2 separate regions of the Homo sapiens genome follow, and region 1 is linked to region 2. Evidence: chromatin loops called from intact Hi-C (ENCODE). Cell type or tissue: dorsolateral prefrontal cortex. All regions are shown on one strand. Links, peaks and the distances in the headings refer to the core of each region. The heading gives the core; the rest is flanking DNA.

The links. Peaks named below come from ENCODE experiments on the same cell type or tissue, not always from the same donor. Only the 100,000 strongest peaks of a DNase experiment are listed, where the experiment ranks them.
Region 1: a loop joins it to region 2, with 4 times the contacts of the local background. A loop is called at or near these places in 1 of 110 quality-filtered maps.

What each region holds. Positions count from the first base shown.
Region 1 is chr6:163,168,026-163,173,474 of GRCh38, forward strand. All of the region lies in intron 4 of PACRG (parkin coregulated), which reads left to right. Among named protein-coding and RNA genes, the nearest start is that of PACRG-AS3, 21 kb to the right of the region's middle. In dorsolateral prefrontal cortex, for the core only: a CTCF peak has its summit at 2,424 (motif pointing right); no DNase peak of the experiment used is centred there; H3K27ac peaks cover 4,833 bases.
Region 2 is chr6:162,439,856-162,445,304 of GRCh38, forward strand. It overlaps PRKN (parkin RBR E3 ubiquitin protein ligase), which reads right to left. Exons shown (of 12, transcript NM_004562.3): 2 at 3,455-3,618. Among named protein-coding and RNA genes, the nearest start is that of LNCR-SMAL, 210 kb to the left of the region's middle. In dorsolateral prefrontal cortex, for the core only: a CTCF peak has its summit at 3,038 (motif pointing right); DNase peaks (open chromatin) are centred at 2,996 and 3,455; H3K4me3 peaks cover 961 bases.

The DNA of each region.
Region 1 (5,449 bases), core at 188-5,187, 730 kb after region 2:
ATGTATTTTCATATTATTTTGTACACTGTCTTTGAACTTGACCTTAAATATTTTCTGTCCATGGCATATCCCTTGATGTGATTACAGGTCAAAGTCCACATCATAGATGCCTAAAGTATCCTGTAGGAAAACAGAATGGGCACTCCAATAAACATTTATTAAAGCATTTGGCCGGGTGTGGTGGCTCATGCCTGTAATCCTAGCACTTTGGGAGGCTGAGGCAGGTGGATCACCTGAGGTCCAAGACCAGCCTGGCCAACATGGTGACACCCTGTCTCTACCAAAAATACAAAGATTAGCTGGGCATGGTGGCAGGCACCCATAATCCCAGCTACTCAGGAGGCTGAGGCAGGAGCATTGCCTGTCCCTGGGGCCGGGGTTGCGGGTTGGGGGTGGGGGTGGAGTTTGCAGTGAACCAAGATCACACCACCTCACTCCAGACTGAACAACAGAGCGAGACTCCGTCTCAAAAAAGAAAAAGAAAAAATTGTTAAAGCATTGCATGAAATCTGCTTTAACTCCTATTCTAATAAAACAACAACAAGAACTCTGAAAATGACTTTCACCATAATTAGTTGAAAATGTTACTTTCCTTTGGCCCAACTGTATGTAATTCATTATTATATCTATGTCTGAGACTGAGTGTGGGTTTTCAATATAATCAAACGAAAGACCACCTTTACCAAAAGAACAAATTTAAAGTTCTTTTATTCCTGTGAACCATATTCTCCAATCATCTACACTGAATATTTTAAATGGGAATTTTTGAAGTGTTAAATATTTATCACCATGTTTTTCTTTCCTCATTTATATGGAGTACTGGAGCTTGTGGCCATAATATTCTAATGCAAAATATGGATCAACTTTCAGTCTGAAAGTTTGAAAGTTAATACACTGATTTTACCACCTGCAAAAGATATCCATATTTGAATAAAAGCGACCAGAAGTGAAGCTAATCAATTTAATAACACATGCAGTTATTTCCTCTTTCTTTTAAAACCCAGAAGGAAAGTGGGGTCCACATGGTCCTAATTGTGTTATTAGTTCTTAGTTTTCCTCTAGGTGCTCTTCTAAGTCTTCTTTTGAGCAAATATCATGAAAAGCTCAAGATGAGAAGCAGTGTTGATTTGAATGAAAGGCTAATCCCAGTTGTCCTTTTTCTAATTGATAAAAACCATGATGATCAGGATGAGTCTCACTGAAGCGTGTATTATGATAAAGTAAACTACGGTTCATGGAGTCACATTTGATGTTCAGGGATCTCATCTGAGAAGGAAAGAGAGCACCTTTCCTCAGCCTGGAGAAAATGAGGCGTCGGTGGGAGCAGGCAGAGCTGCATCTGTCAGTGTGAGTGAGGAAATCCATGTCTGATTTTCCAAAGGAAGTCAAGATTCGGGTCAACTGTGGGGCGAAAGAACAAAGATACCACTGGTGGTTCAGGACGAGAGGTGCGGGTTGGGAATAGCCATGGAGCTGGACGTGTGGTACTGACCAGGGATGGGGGAATTGTTGTTGCGGGTGTGGAACTGGCCCCACTTCACACGGCTGCGTGCTGTGCTCCTACGGCAGCCAGGCTGTAGAGCAGGAATTCTCATGTGACCACTGGTTTGGTTATCCCAGATTAGGAATTAGCAGGAGGAGTGTGGCAAAGGCCATGTCTAGAATGTGCTAGGAGGAGCTGGCCAGACGGCTCAGGAGAGAGAGGCCGCTGGGCAGGCTGGGCGGGGAGGGGCCATACAGACTTGGGGAGCGCCTTCTTCTGCTCTGGTTGCCCAGCCAGCCACAAACTGGGTGGCTTCCACAACACTCGTGTCCTTTCTCACAGTGCTGGAGGCCGGCAGTCCAGGGTCAGGGTGTCAGCAAGATCGGTTTCTCATGGGGCCTCTCTCCTTGGCTTGTGGACGGCCACTTTCTCGCTGTGTCCTCACAGGGTCGTCCCTCCGTCTGTGTGTTGTTGTCTGTGTCCTTATCTCTTTTTATAAGGATTAGAGCCCACCCATGTGACTTCATTTCACCCCAATTACCTCAAAGACACTTCTCCAAATACAGTCACATTTTTCGGAGGAGCTGGAAGTCAGGGCTTCAACATAGGAATTTTAGAGGCTGAAAGGTGACAGTTCAGCCCGTAACCAGAAAAAGGCAGTTGCCCTGCGGGGAAGGGAACTGTTGAGGGGTGAGACTGCTGGAGGAAGAGGAGGCTGTGGCTTAGAGCGGGGAACAAGAGGTCCCCCAAGAGAGATGGGACCTGAGTATGAGTTGAAATGGCCTGTTCCGTGTTGTTCTCACCCTGTAAAATCCCTGAGGGCAGGAATCAGCTTTCTGCATCTCTGGTTGCCTGGCCCACCGTCAGCTCGGAGCATTAAACTATAGGGACTCACCCCTGCTGAACATCAGATTGAGGGTCATGTGCCCGCAATTCTCTCCAGGCACCACTAGAGGGCGAGCCTCCATTTTGAAAACTACCCAGAATCCCCTGCTCCCGCTGGGGTCAGGACCGCCCCTACTCTCTCAAGGACTCACCCTACTCTGTTGTGCCACACAAGCCGCTGCCACAGGGTTCGCCCTGCTTTTATTCTAAATCTTATGGTAGCTTGGAAAGTAGCCTGGCATCTGATAGAAACAGCCCTCAAGTGGTCCAGCTTCCCCCACCTTGCACTGCCGGGCAGTCTCTATTTGCTGTCGATTCCACGCAGTCTATGCATCTGGGTTATTTTCACTTTTCCAAAACCAACTCTCAGCCGATTCACTGATCTTCTACAGGGTTGCTCCAGTTCCTACTTCTTTTATCGCTTAGACCTTTCTTTTTATTCCCTCCTTCATTCTCCCACTCCTTTTCATCTGTAGTCTCTTCTTACCAGTACGAGTCCGTGTTACTTCATTTGTAGCTCCTAATGTCAGCTCATCAAATGAACTATAGTGAAGTAAAAGGATATCGCCTAGTGCTAGGTTATAGCAAAACTCTCAAACAGTTAGACTTGCTTTTCTGCAAAATGTGAGCATGTAGACTTTTGCATCAACTCATAGTAAACTTTAATTTTGTTTTGATGTCTCAAAAGATTTAAAATGCAGGTTCGACCATAATTTTTAAAAGCAAAGTAGAACATGCTGGCTATATTATGAATCCATTCAATGACAAGTAGTATTAGTGACTAAATGATCATTATAATGTAATGTTAGCTGCAGAGAATTTTGAAGAAAGATAAAGAAGCTTGCCACCTAGTAGTCAAGATGAGAAAAGAAAAGAAAAAAAAAATCACAGATCAAAGGGGGAAGTCCCAAGAGAGCATCCCCACATTGCAATAGCCAAGAAGAGCTGGCATTGACTGAGTGCTGACTGGGCACCAGGCTGTGTGTCCACTAAGCCGTTTATCTGCTTTTGCTCACTTATTGTATATCTTTGCCCCTCCGTGAGGCAGGTATGACTGTTCTGCCCATTTTACAGATGAGGAAGCTGAAGCTCAGAGCGGTTAAGCAATTTGCCCATGACCACACAACTATCTGATCTAAAGCATAGGCTCCTATCTACTCCCAATGATGTACCAATCCTAGCACGATTATAGCTCTTCTCAAGTGCAAAAAGTTCAAAATTAATCTAGAGATAAAATAACTTTTCCCCCCAGTTTCTCATGAGAGTAACTAAGCCCTTCCATCAGCTGTGGCCAGCTGGGCAGTGATAAGGTAGTAGATGTATACAGAGGACTGAAAAGAGGAGAAGAAACACAGACAGACTGAAAAACAACTGTCTCCTCCCTGGTGGAGCATGAGCCCATGGGTCGGGACCCTGGACTGCAGCTGGCCCAAGTCGGTAGCACTGCCTGTGGGGACCCCTTCTGAGAGTGTGGAAAAGTCAGCTTTCCCCTGTGAGAGCAGCTGGGTGGGGAGGGGACATTTTCCATCACAGACTCTACCATGGATTTATTTTTATACCAAAATAAACAAGAAGTCCATCAACCTGGCACAAAAGTTAATGGACCTGCCCCCAGCTAGGGCCCTGTCTACCTGGGGTCTGGCCCCGTAAGTGTGCAAATTACAGAACAGGCTTCCAAACATAGAAATATCTTTCACTGTAATCCCAGGAAGCTCTAAGCTTCTACATTTTATTAAGCTGCAGTTATTATTTTAAAACAAGGCCAAGTGCCTCTTGGTATATACTTAAAACCTGCAAATTGCTTTTTAATGTCTCAGACTTGTAGCCAGCATTGGAAATTTCCAGTTCCTCTACCTTGATCAGCTCAGACATTTCCACCCCCTCAACCTAAATGAGCAGACCTTAACTTCACACCTGATTCTCTAAAGAAAGCTACCAAAAATACAACAAAGATGATGGGATTTTTGTTACTTTAATTATTTTAATTGCCAGAAAGTATATTTTGCTTAAGCATTAGGAGAAACAGAAAGTTGCCCCAGAGAAAGCCTCTTTGATTCAGGCCGTGGAATAATTTGTTTTAGTGTACACATGCACACACACACGCATGCATGCACGCACACATACATACAACCTGAGGAGGAGTAAACACTTTTGTGGATTTTTCTTTTCTGGGAAGAAGAATGCAGCGTTCATTGATTAACACAATTTCTTGCTCTCTTGACTTCTGGTGGATCCTGAAACACATGCGAGAACTCACATCTGGGGGCCAGGGAGCTGGGCTCAGGACACTGTGTGACACTAAGAACTGTGCGGTCTCCAGAAAGTTCTAAATGTCATTGGCCTCAATTACGAATCTCTAAAACAGAGACTGGTGTGCCAATTAGGTTTTAAAATATTAAAAAACTTGACCTAATCATTTGAATTCTAGGAGTTAAGCCTAAGGAAATATCAAAGATAGAAAGAGGCTTGAATGCCTAGATATTTTCAATCTGTTTTTAATAATAGTGAAAAATGAAAATAAGTTAAATGTCTACCAATATGAAAATGGCTAAATCATGTTTTGTTCTCATAATGGAATATTATATCACCATTTAAATGAGTGGAGAGTATCTAAGAACATGATAAAATCATCATGGTATAAAATTAAGTTAAAAAACAAGGTATAAAACCATATAATACAGTCTTAGTTGTGTAAAAATATGTGCTTGTGTGAATACACACACGTTAGGAAATACACCTGAGTGGCAATGATGGCTATTTCTGAGGAGGGAGATTACACAGGATCATTTTTCTTTATCCCTCTCTGTTTGCCATCTCTTCCATAATAAACTGCATCATCAAAAAACTAAGTTATTTTGAAAATAAAAATAATGGATTGGTCTAGATTATCTCTAAATTTCTTTACAATATAAACCTCTATTCCACTTATGAACCAATTAAAAACAAATTAGAAAATAACAGGGAGGTTTTGGCATTTCCAAAAACAGTGGCTCCTTGGGGTAGAGACCTTCCACACCTGATCTCATCCCATCCAGGCCAAAACCGTAGAGGATTTGCAGCCAGGGTTATAAAGATACTGCA
Region 2 (5,449 bases), core at 355-5,354:
TATTAATCAACTGTTCATGGTATCAGTAAGGCTTCCCGTCAATAGCAGACTACTGGTAAAGTGTGAGGGGAGATAAAAGTATACATGAGTTTTGTCTACATAGCGGTTGGCACCCCTAACTCCATGACTCCACGAGTCAACTGTACAATATGCAATGTCTAGGCTTTTTAGTGTAGTTGCTGGGAGGAAGAGGGAAAAGTATGCCTACTCCAGCTTCCCAGAAGCAAAATCTGTGCCAGATCATTCGTTTTCAATGTCTATATTTTTTCCATTTTCCTTTAATTTTTTAAAGTTCTTAAAGTCTTGCCAATAACAAAACTGAACAGATGAGTGTGTAATGAAAATAACTATACTCTAACAGTGCTTCTCTAAGTGGCCTGTGGATATGCTCTCCCAGAACTGAAAATTCTATGAAAATTTTTTAGATGTGACATCAATTCTATTATAATCTTACAAATACCCTTTGCCAGTTAAATAGACAAACTCGCTTTTTAAAATTATGACATTTCATAAGACTGTGGTCTCAAGCTATAGTTCCCCAAAGTACCTGAGGTGAGGCACTAAAACTAATTTCCTCCTCAAAGAAGGTGAAACTAAGTGTGAGAGATACTGCTCAGTATGTGGGGTGACCATTGCCTCAGTTTTCCTAGGACACTCCCAACATATAATTTTGTCCTGGAATAATTATTGACAGGGTCTTCTTTTATACTCACAATATCTCATTTTGCATGATAAGCTAATATATATGTTCATATCACCTATGATAAAGAATACGAAACCAGGAGGAAGACACCCAGCAAGCATAGACACCACCCCAGCCATCTCTTCTTCTCTTCAGGACACCAAGGTGTATATTTAACATTCATTAATGGAAGCATTAAGTAGCTCATATGGAAGGTCCATCTTCTTTTTCTCAGCAGCAACTTATTATTAGATATTTTGTGCTTATACTGTGAAATATAGCACCTGTAATGATAATGGGTAACTAAATGATATTGACTAAATAGTTGTAAACATATGTTCTAAGATTATACAAGAATATCTAGGATGCTAAAATTCTGCCAGTTGTACACTTAAAGAAAACATAGCCATCAATTTGCAATTACATGTGTAACTTCCTAGTCTTTACAGTGAAACTCTTCTATGAACAAAGTTTGCCAACTTCTCGGCACCTAAATCATTTAACTGTGATTTAATAGAAGTTCCATAAGTATGAACCTTTCTTTTTCAGTGTCCTCAGACACAAGTTCTCAACAGCCAGCTAGGCATCTCCAAACACACGTACTCAGCTGGCATCAACTCCCATCATGTTGGAACAATGCAGCATCCTTCCCCCAACCAAACCGGGTCTTCAGACTTCCCATTTCCTTCTATGGCATGACATTTTTCTCTAGTTCCCCACCAATGAAACTTCAATGCCAAGTTAGTCAAGGTTATGTGAAATATAGCCCATATTTTATTTTTTGTCCAATCTTCAACATCTCTCTTCAGGTTCTAGAAGAACAAGAACCCATCCTTTTTGGCAAGCATTCTCTATGCTCATTCCCCTATTCCTCCATCTACAGAATCCTACCTCAACTCAATTCATCCAAGAAGTTCTTCCTGGTGACTTCCAACCAGATGTGTTTTCTCCACCTTTAAAACTTCATAATATTTTCAGGTGCGATACGGCAGTTATGTTTCATATTCTTATATTATAGCTATTAGGTTGAACAACATGAAATTGTTGAACCTGTAAAAATGGCAATCCCATATGGTTCAATCTAATATTTCTCTCGGTTTTAGGGCTCATAAATAAAGAGCAGTCTCCATGAAAACAGGGGCTGAGTTAGGTCTCTCTTTTGGATCCCCTGAGAAGCCTAGGACATTGGAAGTGCTTAAGAAGTGTTTGTCAAAATAGACTCATAAATCAACACATGTCTTAGGCATATATGTTTGCAAAGTCAATCATCTGAAGCAATTAGTCTAACTACATATGAAATCGCTAATTGTTTTATGAATCAGCACAAATGGCAGTTTAGAACCTGAAGGTTTTGGCAATATAAAATGTTTTGATTCAAGGAGCTGTTTTAAAATTATTTATTTGTGAAGGAAACATCCTTGGATTTAGAGGTTGGCAGATACAGTGAAAATCTTTTTAGTTGACTGAAATAGAAAAAAAAAAAATCAAAACCCTTTTTAGCACATGCACTTCCCTTATAAAACCAAATTGCCTGAAAGCAGAGGCCAGCAGTTTGTGCACAACGAGTATGTGCCTCAACACCATCAGCAGGAGATGCAATGCAGAATGACAGGAACAATTTGCATTTCTGTAGCTTCTTTGTATACCCAAATTCTGAGAGCATTTTACAAAGCCATAAATATCGTTACCCACAAGAGACAGGGAAAGGATGCAGATACAAGGACGGACTTTGTGTACTCTGACCCAGGAGCCCCCCTGCGCGGAGCAGTGATACCCACACAGCTGTAAACCTGAGTGCAATTAATTGATGCTGGTTAAGAAAAGGGGAACATACATCTGCAGGGTCCTTCACAGTCACAGGGACCATTCCCAGAAAGCGTTTCGTCTTTCTTGCATTCACAAAGAATAGCGTCAACAAATGTTGAGTTGTATTTGCGAGTTTCCCCAACAAAGGACGGGTCTCTAGTTCTAGGTGATGGTGGTATTATCAGTCACCTCACCAGTCCCCCTAATTCCTACAAAAATCACCAATCCGAATGACATGTGTGTAGGGCTTTCATGGGGCTAGGAGCAGTGGGCTGCCAGAAGCTCTGCTGGGGCCAGGAGAGAAGAGAGCATCGTTCACACTTATTACGTTGCAGGGGCCTATTTCCAGGGACAATGTTACTGAACCTTGGAGAAATTCATGCAAAGGTATACTGTTGTTGTGCTCCAGGCTTCCTTCCCCATCAGCTGCAGAACTGTGCGATTCTGGTCCTGGCCAAGGAGTGCCCAAAGCTAGTTGCCAATGGGCCCCGGAGCCCACACCTCCTCTAGCGCAGCATAGCAGCAGCCCTCACTAACCTCCAGGGGTCACAATTGGGTTACAAATTCCTCACAGTGCAGGGACTGAGCAGCCTGATTGGGAACAATTTATTCGAATCCTTCTTCGTTAAGATTCAAATGGAATAAGTAAGGTAGAAATTGAACAGACACAGAAATTGTGCCTTGCTGCTCCTGTAGTCAGTAGACATTTATTCACTAAGCCTAGCTCGTGTGTTCTTTCTCTCTCTCTTTCTCACTCGCAGTTGTTCTTCCAATCTTTCCTGCTTGCTGTTTTAATGCATAATTAAGAAGGTCAGAATTAATGAAGCAGTGTGGAGTAAAGTTCAAGGAATCCCCAGGCACTATTTATTCTATTAGATCTCAGGCATGAATGTCAGATTGGCAGCGCAGGCGGCATGAGCAATGGAGCTGGCGGCATCCCAAGAACGGCCGCCAAGGGAGACTCACCTGCACAGTCCAGTCATTCCTCAGCTCCTTCCCTGCGAAAATCACACGCAACTGGTCAGCCGGAACCCCCTGTCGCTTAGCAACCACCTCCTTGAGCTGGAAGATGCTGGTGTCAGAATCGACCTCCACTGGGAAACCATGGCTGGAGTTGAACCTGACAAACACTGACCAAGGAAATTGGAAGGGAGAAGAGAAAGTGAGCATCACTCGAAGCCCTTAAATGGTGATAGCAACATTTCTCAACCGATTTACCCCTCGCAGCCCTTCAGTGAATGGTATATATTTTCTTTCACTTACAACAAAAAACTTAATGCTATAGAGCAATATTTGGGAAAAACAGAGTTAGTTACCCACGAGATTTCCCTTTCATATATTCGTCAGTGACCTGCAAACCAAAATTGCATTCTCCCTTTGACATCCATCCTGGGAAACAGAGAGACTTGAGCAGGACACTTGCTTGATTGGAATTGAAAGAGTCCCATGAGTTTATTGAAAAGACTCAGCTCTGACAGCATGTACACACTCACACTCCCTCCACAGTGACCCTCTTAATAAAAATAGGAGGCGATGTGTTAGCACTCAAGGTATAGCAATGGAAAAAAATCTAAGCTGCTCTATAGACCAGAGTGAAGACCCACTCGGGGCTATGGCTCAGAGCCCTAGACTTGGGTGGTCCTGGCCAAAATGCTCCACTGGGTCTATGAAGACAATTATTTGCCCTCTTTTTGGCAGGGAGGGGGTGGAGACACTAGTGACACCATTTGTCTTATTGAAGCCACTGTTCCCCGTGAGACCCAGGCTGCATCCTCTAGTCTGTCTGTCTGCATGCCGTCTTCTCACTGCACCTGCTGTCCCACCTCTTCAGCGTCTCTCACTGCCCTTTACTTTCCATTCTTTCTCTCACTGCTTGAAGTCACGCTCTCATCACATCTTTTCTAGAGTCTCATAATAGCCCCCAACTGGAGTCTTGATCCACGCCATCACCTCCAAAAGGCCCTACATAGTTCTGCAAAATGAGCCTTATTAATACAGAGCTATGTCACACCACTCAAATCCTTTAAGTCTCACACTGTCGGCTGGTGAGGAAAGACTCCAAGATCCCTTTCATCTAGCACAAACCTACATTCCAGCATTTTCTTCATTAATCTCCATGTGTACTCTTTTAAACTAAATGCTCCCAGAAAAAAAAAAATCACAAAAAACTGCTGCACACAACTTCTTGCTTTTATTCATGACCTCCCTCCTTCTCCTCTTCCTATTGAAATCCTGCCTACCTCCATGGCCCACTTCAAATGTGACCTCCCCCAAGAAGCTTCTGGCTATCAGCTACTGCAAAAGCCTGATCTTCCTTATTCAGGGCACCAGTGGCATTTACTATATATGTCTTTTAATATTCACCACATTCCTCATGGAAGCAGGATAGCACACGGGTTAAAAGAACATCCTGAAGCATTAGGAAGACCTATGAAAAATCCCCACAGACTCCTTTAATTGGCTTAGGATGCTAGGGGTCAATCTATTAACCTCCCTCTTTAGGTCTCAGTTCCCTTATCTTGAAAACATAAATAAACCACAGACCATATTATTCGGTTCATTAAATAATATTTATAGTATTTAAAACTATCGTCTTGTAACATTTAAAAATAATGGACATTTAGCTGTTTTTGATATACATTTTGCCTTCTTTAAAAGATAACAAACTCCTCAAGGGCAAGTGTTATTGTTTATTTACTGCTGTGTTTCCTTTAAATGTAGTACTATAGCTAATTATTTCTCAATACCAATGTGAGATGACCCACCTCATCATAATTATAATAATCATTACAATGCCAATAATAATCAGGCACTTACTATGTGCCAGACATTGTGCTCTCATATGGTTTTTCTAAGCCTCCCAGTGATCTGGTCAGGTCCCTATTATTATCCTTATTTTACAGAATAATAAACGAAGGCACAGGGAATGGGACCCACTTTTCTAAGGACATTAATTACTTT